Regions from separate parts of the Homo sapiens genome. Here region 2 is linked to region 1. Evidence: chromatin loops called from intact Hi-C (ENCODE). Cell type or tissue: PC-9. All regions are shown on one strand. Each heading gives the region's core, and the rest is flanking DNA. Links, peaks and the distances in the headings are about the cores only.

What was found. A loop is a pair of places that touch in the nucleus more often than their neighbours do. Peaks named below come from ENCODE experiments on the same cell type or tissue, not always from the same donor. Only the 100,000 strongest peaks of a DNase experiment are listed, where the experiment ranks them.
Region 2: it touches region 1 in a loop (6-fold over the local background); 2 of 110 quality-filtered maps call a loop at or near these places.

The regions. Positions count from the first base shown.
Region 1 is chr17:48,876,955-48,881,954 of GRCh38, forward strand. LOC105371814 (a long non-coding RNA gene) reads right to left here. Exons shown (of 4, transcript NR_135674.1): 3 at 2,310-2,391. It overlaps LOC124900395 (small nucleolar RNA SNORA68), which reads left to right and starts at 3,886; the gene lies at 3,886-4,013. RefSeq lists an enhancer at 2,138-2,237. In PC-9, for the core only: CTCF peaks have their summits at 1,350 (motif pointing left), 2,179 (motif pointing left) and 2,388; a DNase peak (open chromatin) is centred at 2,187; H3K27me3 peaks cover 415 bases.
Region 2 is chr17:48,147,925-48,157,389 of GRCh38, forward strand. The region is part of intron 11 of SKAP1 (src kinase associated phosphoprotein 1); the gene reads right to left. LOC124904018 (a long non-coding RNA gene) reads left to right here. Exons shown (of 2, transcript XR_007065827.1): 1 at 1-1,729; 2 at 2,646-4,952. MIR1203 (microRNA 1203) reads right to left here and starts at 8,587; the gene lies at 8,503-8,587. RefSeq lists an enhancer at 1,266-2,407. In PC-9, for the core only: CTCF peaks have their summits at 5,909 (motif pointing right) and 6,108; a DNase peak (open chromatin) is centred at 5,957; H3K27me3 peaks cover 1,026 bases.

The DNA.
Region 1 (5,000 bases), core at 1-5,000:
GGAACCCCTGTTTGCAAAGCAGCTGTATTTGCTAAGTAAGACACTTTGACAGGCTGAGCATGGCCTGTAATCCCAGCACTTTGGGAGGCCAAGGCGGGCAGATCACTTGAGGTCAGGAGTTCGAGGCCAGCCTGGCCAACATGGTGAAACCCCAGCTCTATTAAAAATACAATAATTCGCTGGGTGTGGTGGCAAGTGCTTGTAATCTCAGCTACTCAGGAAGCTGAGACAGGAGAATTGCTTGAACCTGGGAGGCTGAGGTTGCAGTGAGCCAAGATCACACCACTGCACTCCAGCCTGTGCAACAAAGTGAGACGCCATTTCTTAAAAAAAAAAAAAAAGGACACTGACAAAATGCCTTTTAAGGAAATGATATTTGGGGAGATATGCTGTCAGTAGTTTCGATAGGAACTCAGCATTGAGTTCCTACTGAGGAAACAGCAGAGAACATCTGTGAACATCTGTGGTTGGGTTCTCCTTCATGTTTCACCTCTTTCACATACCTCACATACCCCTGCATCCATCCTGCCCATCCTCTATTCCATTTGTCCTGTCATTTTTGACCCCGAGTTTTGACAACCCCAAACCTTGTCCCTCCATAAAGTAGACAGGCTAGTAGGTCATCATGGTGAAGAGCCCAGACTCTGGAACTAGACTGTCTGGTGGCAACTTTAGACAAGTCACTCAACCGCTCTTGGCTTTGGTTTCCCCATTTGTAAAATGGCATTGACAATTATAGTCTCTGCTACAGCTAGATGAGTTAAAATGGGTAGAGCATTTAGAGCAGCGCCTGACACACGCTGATTGTAAGCACTCAATACGTGTTCTTCCCTGCCACCTGATTAACAGCTTTGTGAAATTGGGCAGGTCACTCTGAAAGAGGGTATGATTATGATGTAGTGATTAAGAGCACTAGGTTTGACATCAGATGCCCTTGAATCTTGACTTTTTTTTTTTTCTGGAGACAGGCTCTCATTCTGTCACCTAGGCTGGAGTACAGTGGTGCAATCTCGGCTCACTGCAGCCTCAATCTCCCAGGCTTAAGTGATCCTCCCACCTTCAGCCTCCTGAGTAGCCAGGACTACAGGCATGCGTACACGACACTTGGTTCTGTTCTTGTCTCCTGTCCATTCCACCCCCGAGCCAGCAGTCCCAGGAGACAGCCTCTTCCTATTCAGTATCTCCCCCATGTAGGAGCTTAAGTAAATGAAATACCACCACCCCTCTCCCATCTTACCTTGAGATTAGGAAAGACTGTGGTTGAGGGCAGCCTGTGTTACTGAATGTTATCTTCGTGGGCTTGGCTCCAGAGCCCTCAGCAGGAAGAGGGACTGGACCTGCAGCCTCAGACTCAGCACTGGGACTTATAATGAACAGAGTCCTGAGCCCTCTGGTGGGGAGTATTGGGTTCCATTCTGCTTGCTCCTTGCAGGGCCTTTCCAAGAAGTCAAGGGCCCTTGACACTTTAAGGAGTGCCCACATCATGTCAAAAATATTAAAATGCACTGACATCCCACAGAATTTTTTTTTTCTTTTTGAGATGGAGTTTCGCTCTTGTCGCCCAGGCTGGAGTGCCACCACGCCTGGCTAATTTTTGTATTTTTATTAGAGATGGGGTTTCCCCATGTTGGTCAGTCTGGTCTCAAACTCCTGACCTCTGGTGATCCGCTCACCTCAGCCTCCCAAAGTGCTGGGATTACAGGCGTGAGCCACCATGCCCTGCCTGAAATGTGGTTTATACATAAACTATATATACAAACTGAGTTGAGTTGCAGTTGGTTGAGATTTTGTTTTGTAGCCATTTATTTCAATATTTATCCAATGCCATTTTGCAACTGTCTTTTTTATTTTGAAAACAATAACTTTTTTCCAGGTTTCAATAATAAGCCCTAGCTCCTAAGCCATTGTGTCTAAGGGATGGGCCAGCAGTCCCTCCAGTGCTTAGGCTGACTTGGTTGGATTCCCTGGTCCCAGAGCTTGTCAACTCCAGAGCCCATGTGAACCATGCCCACCCTATCTATCTATTCATCCACCCATCCATCCATCCGTTCGTTCATTCGTCCATCTGTCCATCCTTCCATCCATCTATCCACCCACCCATATCTATCTGAGCTGTCTATGGTAGAAAAAAAGCAACTTGGGCGGAGGCTAGAGAAGACAAGCATGGTGTGAGACTGCCCTCTAGAGATTGCTACAGGAAAGTGCAGGTGGGGAGCTCCCTCTTTCAGGATAAGATCAACCCCACCACTCGTTCACTCATTCACATTTATTGAGCGAGTACCTACCTATACCCGGCACCGTGTACTTACCTGTTCTGGGAACAAAAGACAAATACAAAGAGAAACACCACACGTCCCTGTTCTCCAGGAGGTCACCATGTTGTAGCAGTGACTGCAAACACATAAACAAATGATTACTGTTCTGTGCAATGACTACTGGAGTAGATGTGCACCAAGTTCTATGGGAGCACTGAAGGCAAGGAAATAAGTCTGGGGCAATAGGGGAGGTCATCACAGGGAAGGTGGCATTCAAGATGGGCCTTGAAGGATGTGTAGAAGTTTGCCATGTAGTGCTGGGGAGGAAAGGCATTCGGGGCAGAAGGAATGGCAGTGTAGAAATGCAGGCTTGTTGAGGGCCAGCAAGAGGTGTGGCAAAGCTGGAGCATGCATAGTACCGAACAGTCAAGACCCAGCTAGAGAGGCAGGTGGGACCAGATAGTGAAACTCCCACTCAAAAAACAGGAAGTGAGCCAGGTGTGGTGGTGCTCACCTGTACTCCCAGCTACTCGGGAGGCTGAGATGGAAGGACTGCTTGAGCTCAGGAGTTTGAGGCTGCAGTGAGCTATGATCACACCTGTGAATAGCCATTGCACTCCAACCTGGGCAACATAGTGAGACCCTGTCTCTTAAAAAAAAAAACAGAAAACAGGCCATGCCCAGTGGTTCATGCCTGTAATCCCAGCACTTTGGGAGGCCAAGGCAGGAGGATCACTTGAGGCCAGGAGTTCAAGACCAGCCTGGGCAACATAGCGAGACTGCATCTTTACAAAAAAAAAACAAACATTAGCAGGTCATGGTGGCATGAGCCTGTAGTCCCAGCTACTTGAGAGGCTGAGGTGTGAAGACCACTTGAACCCAGGACGTGAAGGCTGCAGTGAGCCATGATCGCACCACTGCACTCCAGCCTGGGTGAGAGAGAGAGAGAGACTCCGTCTCAAAAATAAAACAAAGCCGGGTGCGGTGGCTTATGCCAGCACTTGGGGAGGGTGAGGCGGGCAGATCACCTGAGGTCAGGAGTTTGATACCAGCCTGGCCAACATGACAAAACCCCATCTCTAATAAAAATCCAAAAAATAGGCCAGGCGCGGTGGCTCACGCCTGTAATCTCAGCACTTTGGGAGGCCGAGGCGGGTGGATCATGAGGTCAGGAGATCGAGACCATCCTGGCTAACACGATGAAACCCCGTCTCTACTAAAAAATACAAAAAAAATTAGCCAGGTGTGGTGGCGAGTACCTGTAATCCCAGCTACTGAGGAGGCTGAGGCAGGAGAATGGTGTGAACCCGGGAGGCAGAGCTTGCAGTGAGCCGAGATTGCGCCACTGCACTCCAGCCTGTGCCACAGAGCAAGACTCCATCTCAAAAAAAAAAATTAAAAAAAAAAAATAGCCCAGTGTGCTGATGGGCACCTGAAATACCAGCTACTCAGGATGCTGAGGCAGGAGAATAGCTTGAACCTGGGAGGCGAAGGTTGCAGTGAGCCGAGATCACATGCTATTATTGCACTCCAGCCTGGGCGACAGAGTGAGACTCCGTCTCAAAAAATAAAAACTAAAAAGCAAAAAATAAAATATATAAAACAAAAAAACAAAACAAAAGTAGGACATGTCGCACTTAAACTTAAGACTCTTTTTCTTGCAGCAGTGGTTTAAACAGAGGAACAAACAGGAAGATCTTGTCGCCTTTGAGGGGCTGTGGTTGGGCCCCTCAAAGTGACTTTGGAGGTTCTACGCCACTCATGGTCACCCAGTCCCCCAGTTAATCCCAAGTGGGAGCTCCCAAGCAATTGCTGTGCCTGACAGAATGTGCCAGGTACTTGATATGAGGTTTGTCAAATGCCCAGATCCCAGTGATTGCAGTCACCCTGCCCTCTCCCGTTTTCTGCAGACCGAGACGCGGGCACCCAGCACCGCACCTGGGCCCACTTCATCCAGATCATGAAGGTGGAGGAGACTGCAGCCAGCAAGTGCAACTGGCCAGCAGTCACACAGCTCCATGACTCCAAGGTTGAGTTCCTGCTGCCTCACTGGGTCCTCTGTGGCCAGCAACAAGCCACGTGTCACCACCAAGAGGCCCGACATCTTACAGGTGAAGGGCCCTCTCACCCTGGGTGTGACCAAATAAACTCCTCAAGAACACCAAACCAAACAAAACAGGACGTGATGCTCTGACCAGAACTCTGTGCCAAACAAGAGGGAGGCCTGACCCAGCCATTCAGAGAATCAGGCATATCCAGGACCAGGATCTCAGACACTGAGACACAGTACCTGCCTCTCAGGTGGTCTCAGCTGAAGACATTAGTGCTGAGATGATGAGGCCAGGGTGGGTGGGGAACTTTCAGGTGGGAGTACAGGTGAGACAAGGGAGCAGAGCATGCTAAGAGGAGCCAGGAGAGCTTCCAGAACACCTGTGGCTCTCCTATCTCCCTAACAATTCCTGCTTCACTCGAGTTTCCTTCCTGGACAGGAATCCTGTCTTCACCATCAACTGGCTGCGAGACCTTGAGAAAGTCACTTAATGATGCACTGGCTGGGTGAGGTGACTCACGCCTGTAATCCCAGCACTTTGGGAGGCCAAGGCAGGAGGACCACTTGAGCCCAGGGCTTTGGGGCTGCAGTAAACTATGATTATGCCATTACACTCCAGCCTGGGCAACAACAGAGAGAGACCCTGTCTTTAAAAAAAAAAAAAAATGCTGGGTACAGTGGCTCATGCCTGTAAT
Region 2 (9,465 bases), core at 3,387-8,386, 730 kb before region 1:
TGAGAAGGGGGACATGGGAAGGCTGGGTAGTCAGCAACAGCAGTTGGGAGGGGGGTGGGTCATGGTGACAACTCCACAAAGCGCACCCTGAGCTAAGTGTTCTGAGAAGAGGAATGTGTTCTCTAGATGGAGGGTCTCAGAGCACTTGAGTGCGAGAGAACATTCAGCCTTAAAGGTGAAGCTTATGTCCTGAACAGGGTGGGAGTGGATAATGATCAAGCTGAGGCCACGGAGGTGTGGAGGGCCTGTGCACACACTGCATGTTGTGGGTGAAATGTGTGCAAAACACAGAGTGGGTGTGTGCAAGTGTATGTGACAGAACAATCAAGCTGTGAAGGTAAGAGCAAAGGTGAAATAGGGCTGTAAAGAAAGAGAAATGAAAAGAAGCACACAACTTTACCTAAAGAAGAAAGAAGGGATAGAGGGAAGGTAAACACTTTGCAGATGGGAGAAAACAAGGTGCCAAGTGCAGAAGTCAGGAACAATAAAGACAGCACCATTTCGGAGCTGATAGAATTGTGATACCATGTGAGACGGGCGTATTAATATGTATTCCATAAACTGCGCAGCTCTGCACCGCTCTGTTTTGCTCTGACCGCAGTACCAGCCTCAGGCACCACAACACAATTTGGAAACAATGTGACGGAAATGTTTAATCTGCTCGGCCCATCTGTGCTGCGTATTTCTCCAGATCTCCCTGAGAGAGGCGCCTTGAATCTCCACATTGCCTTTAATATTCTCCTAAATCACCTCCCTACTGCACTTCAAGGGCCATTGCTACAATATCACAGGTTCATCTAAAGTGCAATGGGGAGGGGGTGTTGGGGGAGGCGCAGGCCGGGAGATTTTTTATTTTAAAATAATTTCCAGAGATCGTCTTTTCTGCTTCCTTTAAAAAAAAAGAAGAAAAGTTATTCTACTGTTGCCTTAAGGTTATTGAGGTTGTTTGGTGCAAAACAGGGTAGGATAGAGTGGAATCATTCTCCAAAGAATTATTTTTATTAATCTCGATTCTCTCAAATGGACATGGGAGGGTGAGCAGATGCTCGTTCTCTCTTATCTCTTTTCCTTGCACCTTGCTAGAAAGCACACATAGGGTATGCTAGGGTGATGTGTTCATTTGGGGTTGGAGCCTCTCTCCTTTCCACTCTTGGCATCAGGTACCAGCTTGTTAGTTCCCAGGGCCAACCCTGTCTCTGCTCCACTCTAAACAAAGCCATCTCATTCAGGACAAGTATACATTTAGTCTCTGGTCAACATGCCCTCATTAGGAGAGGACTCTGTCTATATTTTTAATTTTAGCTTAAAACCTTAGATTTTCTCTCCTTAAGTAGAGATGTTGGGTGTCAGATTTCCACTGCCTTTCCCCACTTGATTGCGCCAGATTCAGCAATTTGGGTCTAGCTGGGGTGGGTTTTGGAGAAAGAGGGATGACAAGTCACCATGTTCCAGACCCTAGACAAATGGAAGAGAGTTGCACATCACCAAGAAAATTAGGATTCCTTTTGCTTTGTGAATTAAAGAAATGAATAATTTAATCCTCAAGATTGTTCCGGCGAGGGAAAAGCAACGTCCCAGTTGCGGAGCCCTACAGCCTGTCGGTGTGTTACATCATCTGCACACATAGGCGTTTCCATGACAACCGCTTATAGCTTCATTTCCTGGATCCCTCTAGGGGGTGTCACAGCCAGATCCACCTGCTTTTCACCCTACCCTCGGTGGGGTCATGGTAAGGTCGCCAGAATAAATGAACGCGGGTACTAATGATCTGTTTACTGCTGTTTATGCTCTGTGTGTGTCAGGGGCACGCACATTTAGAGAGCTCATTATGGTTGCAATTAGAATGCACCATCGCTAGATATTTAACTCCTTTTTCTTTTAAATTAGCATTTTAATAACATTCTTTGAGCAGAGAAACAAAATGACCATTTTTCACGGACAAACTTCTAGCTGTAGGTGCAACTTTAATGGCAAAGTTGTGAAGGGGAAAGAAGGGGAAAAAAGGCCATTTTTACTACTTTCACCCTCCTCCTTACCAAAAGGATATTTTTATTTGCTTTCTAACACACTCAATTTCCTAAATTTGTTTTGAATCCAATTATTTTGGGTGGTTTAAAGTACTGCACTCTTGTTGGACGGAAATTAGCAGCGATTGAAATTAACTTTTTATGTGACCTGTGAAAGGGGCTAAAATAATTACAAGTGTGTAGAAGAAACTCTCCAAAAGACCCTTGCTGTAGGATCAGGCTGTGATCCGATGATGCCATTATCCAAATATCTTTATACAGCAAATACAAGGGCTTTTTTCTTTAAAAAGGTGATTGCAATTATTGTTTCTGTTTTGTAATTCTGAGGATTATCTTGTAGAGGATAAGTGATGACAAAAACTTGTCATTATAGACAGGATAAATAAGCAGAAAGAATGAAAATAATAACACAGCATTGTTTACCATTTAAAAATGGTGAGCATCAAAAAGCAGGAGAGGAGGAACAGGAAAGGTGTAGAGACCCCCTTGGTTACAATGTTTCAAAAGGCATTGCTTTGTAGGGATCAGCCAACACCCTTTCTAGGTGTTTATAGATGCTCTGTTTGTGTAAAGTACAGTGAAAAATAACAATTTGAATGTTTCGATTATCTTTCCCAGTCCGTTCCATTTTCATTATTTATTTCCTATAAATCGGGACCTTGCTGAACATAATTCTGCAGACAAGGAGGTGGATGGGACAGCCAATGTGAACAAGGAGATAGATGGTGGGTGCGTATAAGATAGATGCTATGCGCTTATGAAAAAGAGCAGTATGTCTGCATGTGAACATCCACAAAGTAGAGCGAGCAAGCGTGTACACGACAACGGGTATTTATAGGTGGAAAAAGGTGCAAGGAAGATTATGTGGGAACAGGCACAGAGAGTCTGAAACGGTTTGCTCTTTTCCCTACCCTCCTGGAATCCACGTCCAAGTTCTGCCTAAGATGTCCCACACTTGCTGTGGCTCCTGTGAACCTCGCAAGCCTTTCCATGACAACAGACGGGGATTTCACAGCCAGAAGACTTAGGAGGTCAACAGTTGAAAAGCAAGATTTAGAGAGATCTTTAAACAATCACACTAACCTCCCTCCCCTTCCAAAGACAGAAGGAGGAAAACATTTAAAGACGCAGCAGGAAAAAAAAAAAAAAAAAGAGCCTTTCTAAAAATGCAAGTTTAAAATGTTCATGCTTTTGTATCAGCCTAGTTGCACCTTAGAATCTGCCATTTCATAAATAAAATACCGATGGCATAGAGTATAATTTGGTGACAGCTACCCCAGGACATATCTAGATGCACTTCTGTTATTTTAATTAAATACTGCATTATGGTTTGTGACAACTACATAGCTATAGCGTAAATGAATTCAGAATTAAAGTGTTACTTAGGCATCCAGTAATTTTTGTTTCATTCCTTAGTTTTACAAAGCAAATAGCTATAAAATCAAGATGTTTGTTCATTTACAGATGGAGCAGGATTGTCGTCGCTGTTTTTTTCCTCCTTAATCCTCATCCACAAAAAGAAGACACAGTTCAGAGTCTGGCTCCCAACACTCTTAGCTTATGAGCCACATCACAAAGAAAAACACATCCTCTTGACTATAATGTGAAATGCTGAATATTAATTGCTGGTATTATGCCTATCTTTCTAGCTGGGTTCTGTCTTTTAACAATTATTCGGATGGGCTACAGCCTTGCACTGCCAGGAGATTCTTCTCCTTTGTTTAATAGTTAGAAACCAATTTTATTAAAAAACGGTAAAGTTCACAATGCTCCATGTAAGTTCTTAGTATTTGGAACTCTCCCCAAATACAGAATATTATCAGGAACAGAGAAACTGCAGACTCTCTTTGCTAAATATGATGAACATTTCTGCATTTAAAAGAAAAAAATATTTTTCATTTTAGCAATATTAATGTTTCCTTAATGAAACTGGAGAGGGTGTTACAATTTGATATACTTGGTTAGTTTCATTGTCACTTCACTAGCAAATCATGAGAAAGGTTCAGAATATTCTCATCTATCAGGTACAGATTTTCACTCAAAATTAATATGTAGAGTAAAAGGATTTTTGTTCAAATCTGAGGATTTAACTGTATCTTTAACGTTTCATATGTCAAGATGAAAGTTTTTAAATAACTAGTTTTCTGAAACCATTTCTATTATTTCTAATTTGAGAATCAATATGATCTTTTTATTAGCCTTAAATACCATACATCTGGGAATGTCTGCAAATTTAAGCTTTTCTGTGTTCTAATCAATTACCTTCAGTCTTGCATAACTAATCCTATAATCTCCATAGAAGTTACTGCCCTGTATGTTAGCAATGAGGTTATACTTTGTTTCAATATTTTGCTAGTTTGGTTGGAGAGCTGAATCACGCAATACCAAGAAATGGTGGCAGAAGAGGTTTGGGGAGGCTGAGTTTCTTTTGAGAAAATAATTATACTGAAACAAAGCTTTTGTGACTCCTTTTAAATAGGGCATCTCACCAAAATGTCATCCAGCCTCTTTGGCAGATTAGTGGGGAGTTTATTACTAAATCTCTGTCTAATAAATGTGCAGTTGACTCTGGAGGAGCTGCTTGTTATAATACTGGCGGTGGGAAATGGAGGGAATGTCACAGTTAAAGACACAAATTTTCCCCATAATATATTCAAATGGAAACCTCTGAATCCAATACTACATGGGCATATCTAATAAATTCACAATATTTCAGTTTCCGCAGCCTTCACCGGTTAGTTTTAAAGATTTATGTGGTAAAAAATTACTCAGTGATGAATATGGTTTATTCTGTGCAGTATTGGAGGTATAAGGAATTAAACTACCATCTTTAACAGTGAATTTATTATTACCTCTGTCAAAAGACGAAGACGTTAACAGCATTTGTTATAAATTCACTGCAAAATAAATGGCTGGAATTTTTTACACTGGAGTTTGTAAAGCATCGGGCAATTCTGAGCATTAACCTAACCCGGCCGTGGCTTATATGGTTCTAGGTAAACGTTTCTGTCTGGGCTTCGTAGTTAATTATCTGGTCTGGAATTTTCCCCAACTGAAAACTGTGTGCACATGGACACACACACACACACACACACACATACATACACAGAGAGAGAGAAAAGTGAAAGGTCTTGTCCAGGACAACTGTTTAGGAATAAATAGATTAGACTATTTATAGATAGATAGAATAAAATAAAATGCCAATTTTATTCTCTTTTTAAAAAATGGGTTTTAGAATAAATGGTCAGGGTTTGCAGGATGGGTTGATGAGCAACTGGGCCTCTTGTTAGCAGGTTTACATGCATGCATATGCACACACACATAAACACCCTCTCCCTTTTGTCCTCTCTTGGAATGGGTGTCCCCTCATTTATAAAAATTACCTGGAAGGAATGAGGCTGCCAGGGTTTGTTCTAGACGATTGGTTCCTGTCTGGGGGAAAGGAATGGCCTCTACTGAATTTGACCGGTATATGACCGTTGCCTTCCAGCTGACCCCAAATCCCATTCCCATCCTCCTAACTCCGTTGCCTCCCATAGGGGTTATTAATGAGAGAAAACACCATCATCATCATCTTCGTCATCACAGCACAGTGTTGACCTGCTTGTTAACATGAAATGGGGTGGTGGGGACAGCTTCTGCTTCTCTTGCATACCATCATAAATAAGAAAAGATACTTTGCCATAGGATCCCCTCACCCACCCCTTTGATTAGGTCAGAGGTGCATAATAGCTCTTTGACAGGCATTGATCAGTTTCATCACACTGTTTGGGCAGCCTGTGCCCCAGGCCTATATTCTCCCCACTTACTACCCCTAAATTACCTCCCAGATAACCCCCCACCCATCCCCCACTCAGCCAACCAGAGGGTATGGTGCCTGAGGAAGTCCTAAATGGACACTAGATGTCACCAAACACCTCCTTTCCCTCAGAGCCCTGAAATTAAAAAAAAAAAAAAAAAGAAAAAAAAATCCTTCATTTAAGGCAATTGAAGGAATTAACTTATCTGTTTTTATGAGGGTTGTTGTCACATTCAACTAAGCACACTTAAAAGAGGAAGTATTGCTGCATTAAGATAATTTTTACAACATACAAATCTCTTTTGGAAAGAACGGGGTCAAGGGAGGGGAAAGGTCTCCATTCTTTTAAGTAGCCCATTGAGGAAGTAGGTGGAGAAAACCGGGTTAAAACTCCCATTATAATTGACATAGTGTTGTGTTAACATAGTCCAGGTGTGCTGGCGCAGGCCTGCCGCATTCAGATGACTAGACTGGCTGTGGAGCCAGGATCTCATCTGAGTTTAAGTAGCTGCAGTCCAGGGTGACAAAGTCCATTCTTCTCCACATAAGACCCATGACCATCTGACAGCATCACGTGTTCCACGCTAAACTTGACTTTGTCTGTATGGCTCCCTGTTTCCACATCAATTCCATCAGCAAGGAAGATGACCCAGACCCTGGTGTGTCTGGGCCATGAGAATACCTTCCCACCCCAGCTAAGCCACCGTGTAAGTATAAATCTTATGCGTACCCAACTTGTTGCTCCAAGGCTGCTTTCCATGGAAATAAGGCACTGGACAATTCCTTGGAAGAGCCTCAGACCAATTTATGAGGCACACAACCCAAGCCCAAGAGATGTACACTGGCTCAGTTTACCTTAAATGGAAGATCTCACCCAGTGGCCTCTTCTCCTTCCTAGTCAATTGAAAAAGAGCTTCTCTTTCCCTCTTTAATTTGTCCTTATCTTCTGAACAGCTCATGTTACCACCATAAATAACTTATGGAACAGGATGCTTTTAAAAAAAATGGGCGTTTAAGTCTTATCTTGGCTGGGCGTGGTGGCTCACACCTGTAATCCCAGCACTTTGGGAGGCCAAGGCAGGCAGATCACTCGAGGCCAGGAGTTCAAGACCAGCCTGGCCAACATGGTGAAACCCCATCTCTACTAAAAATACAAAAAATTAGCCAGGTGTGGTGGCTTGAGCCTGTAATCCCAGCTACTAGGGAGGTTGAGGCAGGAGAACCGCTCGAACTCAGGAGGCAGAGGTTGCAGTGAGCCAAGATTGTGCCACTGTACTCCAGTCTCGCAGTCTGGGTGACAGAGCAAGACTCTGTCTCAAAAAAAAAAAAAAGTTATCTTGAATAGTGGAACAAGCATGATGATGATGATGATGATGATGATTTTTATTTTTTCTTGAGATGGAGTCTCGCTCTGTCATCCAGACTGGAGTGCAATGGCATGATCTTGGCTCACTGCAACCACTGCCTCCCGGGTTCAAGCGAGTCTCCTGCCTCAGCTTCCCTAGTAGCTGGGACTACAGGCACGCGCCACCATGCCTGGCTAATTTTTGTATTTTTAGTAGAGATGGGGTTTTGCCATGTTGGCCAGGCTGGTCTCGAACTCCTGACCTCAGGCAATCCACCTGCCTCGGCCTCCCAAAGTGCTGGGTGAGCCACCACGCCCTGCCAACAAGCATTATTATTATTTGGAAAGAATGTTCCCTAGTGAGAGACACTGGAGCCAAGAAGACAGGGTCACTTTTCTGAAAGCTAGGACTTGTGACTTGTCTTATCCAAATAGAGGCTTCTTACCTCTTTTTCTCCCACTTATAACAAGTGACCATAGGCCAAGCACAGTGGCTCACACCTGTAATTCCAGCACTTTGGAAGGCCGAGGCAGATGGATCACCTGAGGCCAGGAGTTCGAGACCAGCCTGGCCAATATGGCAAAATCCCGTCTCTACTAAAAATACAAAAATTAGCTGGGTGCCGTGGCACTTGCCTGTAGTCCCAGTTACTCAGGAGGCTGAGGCAGGAGAATCGCTTGAACCCGGGAGGCAGAGGTTGCAGTGAGCCGAGACCGCGCCGCTGCATTCCAGGGCAACAGAGAGAGACTCCGTCTCAAGAAAAACAGAAACAAAAACAAGTGACCACAGTGGTGCTGGTCCACAAAAGGGTCTTGCAATCTGCAGATAAAAGGAACTAAGCCAGGGCACCACACTATCACACGGAGGGTGATTCGGCACCTGCCCTGTCATGCCTGGTGCCCAGGCCGAATGGATTTTTGGAGTACACCTGTTGTTGAACCCCTGCCAAGTACTGATGGCCACTAACCCCCAAATCACTTTTCCCCACTGTTGATGTTTGGAATGTCAGACAGGACTGAGCAGCAGCCGGCGTGTATTTCAAACACAGCAGATGGATTTTTATATTAGCTCCTATTTCATGTTCAGGCAGAGCGACCGCCACGCTAAAACCACAGCCTCAATGCTGCCGAGTTTGCTTCTGTGAGATTAATTCTGTGAAATTAATTGGGACAAGATTGAAAAGGAAATTAAAATGCAGCTGAGTGAACAGGCCTTTCAAACACCTTTTCCCTGCTCTATTCAAACTTGAATTCTGCGGTGGTCGCCGGCATCGTGGGAAGTAATTTACGAGTCGCAGGCTCTCAGGAGCCATTGGTTACGTATGAGGAGACCTGCACCAGCGCCACAATCTGGAGCCACTGAAGAGCGCTAAACACCCTGCTGTGGCTTGAGCTGCATCCTGGCTCCGGGGAGGAAGGGAAGTTTAGTCCCTCACCAGAAAAAGCTGTTCAGAAATATCTGAGTCCAAAAGGAACACAGGAACATCCGCTGGATGCACAGATCTGCTTCGTTATTAAAATCTCCCTTTAATATATTTTGAGACCCAAATTGGAACTCAGTGAATTAAGTGGGCATGACACTGCATGGGGCCAAGGAATGCATGGATGTGATGCAGGGAGGTCAGTGGGAGTCCTCCTGCTGACTGTGCCACTGGTTACTGTTTCAGAGTTTGGATGTGTGGCTCTGGTCTCTCCACAAAATGAAGTTTGAATAATCTGTCAGGGACGAAAGCTCTCAGACCAGGAAAGGCATGGTGGATTTTCATGTAGGCCTCTTCACTGGGTATTTTTTTTTGTATCCAAGTGAGCGACTTTTGTGCTGTAGATCATCTCTTTTTCAATAATTTATTGAACTCCTAGTATGTGCCCAACACTGATCCAAAAGTTTATTATTAGTAAAAGGGAAGGAAATATTCCTACTTCCTACATGCCAGGCACTTCCTTACACAAATTCTCTAATGTAAACATCACAACAAATGTATAAATATAAAATTTCCCAATTTTTACAGGTGAGGAAACTGAAGATTATCAGGATTAGGAGATTTTTGCCCAGGGTCATAAATAACCCGTCTGTTACAGGCACTTACTTGCTTCCCTGAGAACAGGACAGGTGATGGGCACTTGGTTATCTCTGGGGAGCATCTTTTTTTTTTTTTTTGAGACGGAGTCTCGCTCTGTTGCCCAAGCTGGAGCGCAGTGGCGTAATCTCGGCTCACTGCAACCTCTGCCTTCCAGGGTCAAGAGATTCTCCTGCCTCAGCCTCCTGAGTAGCTGGGATTACAGGTACCTGCCAC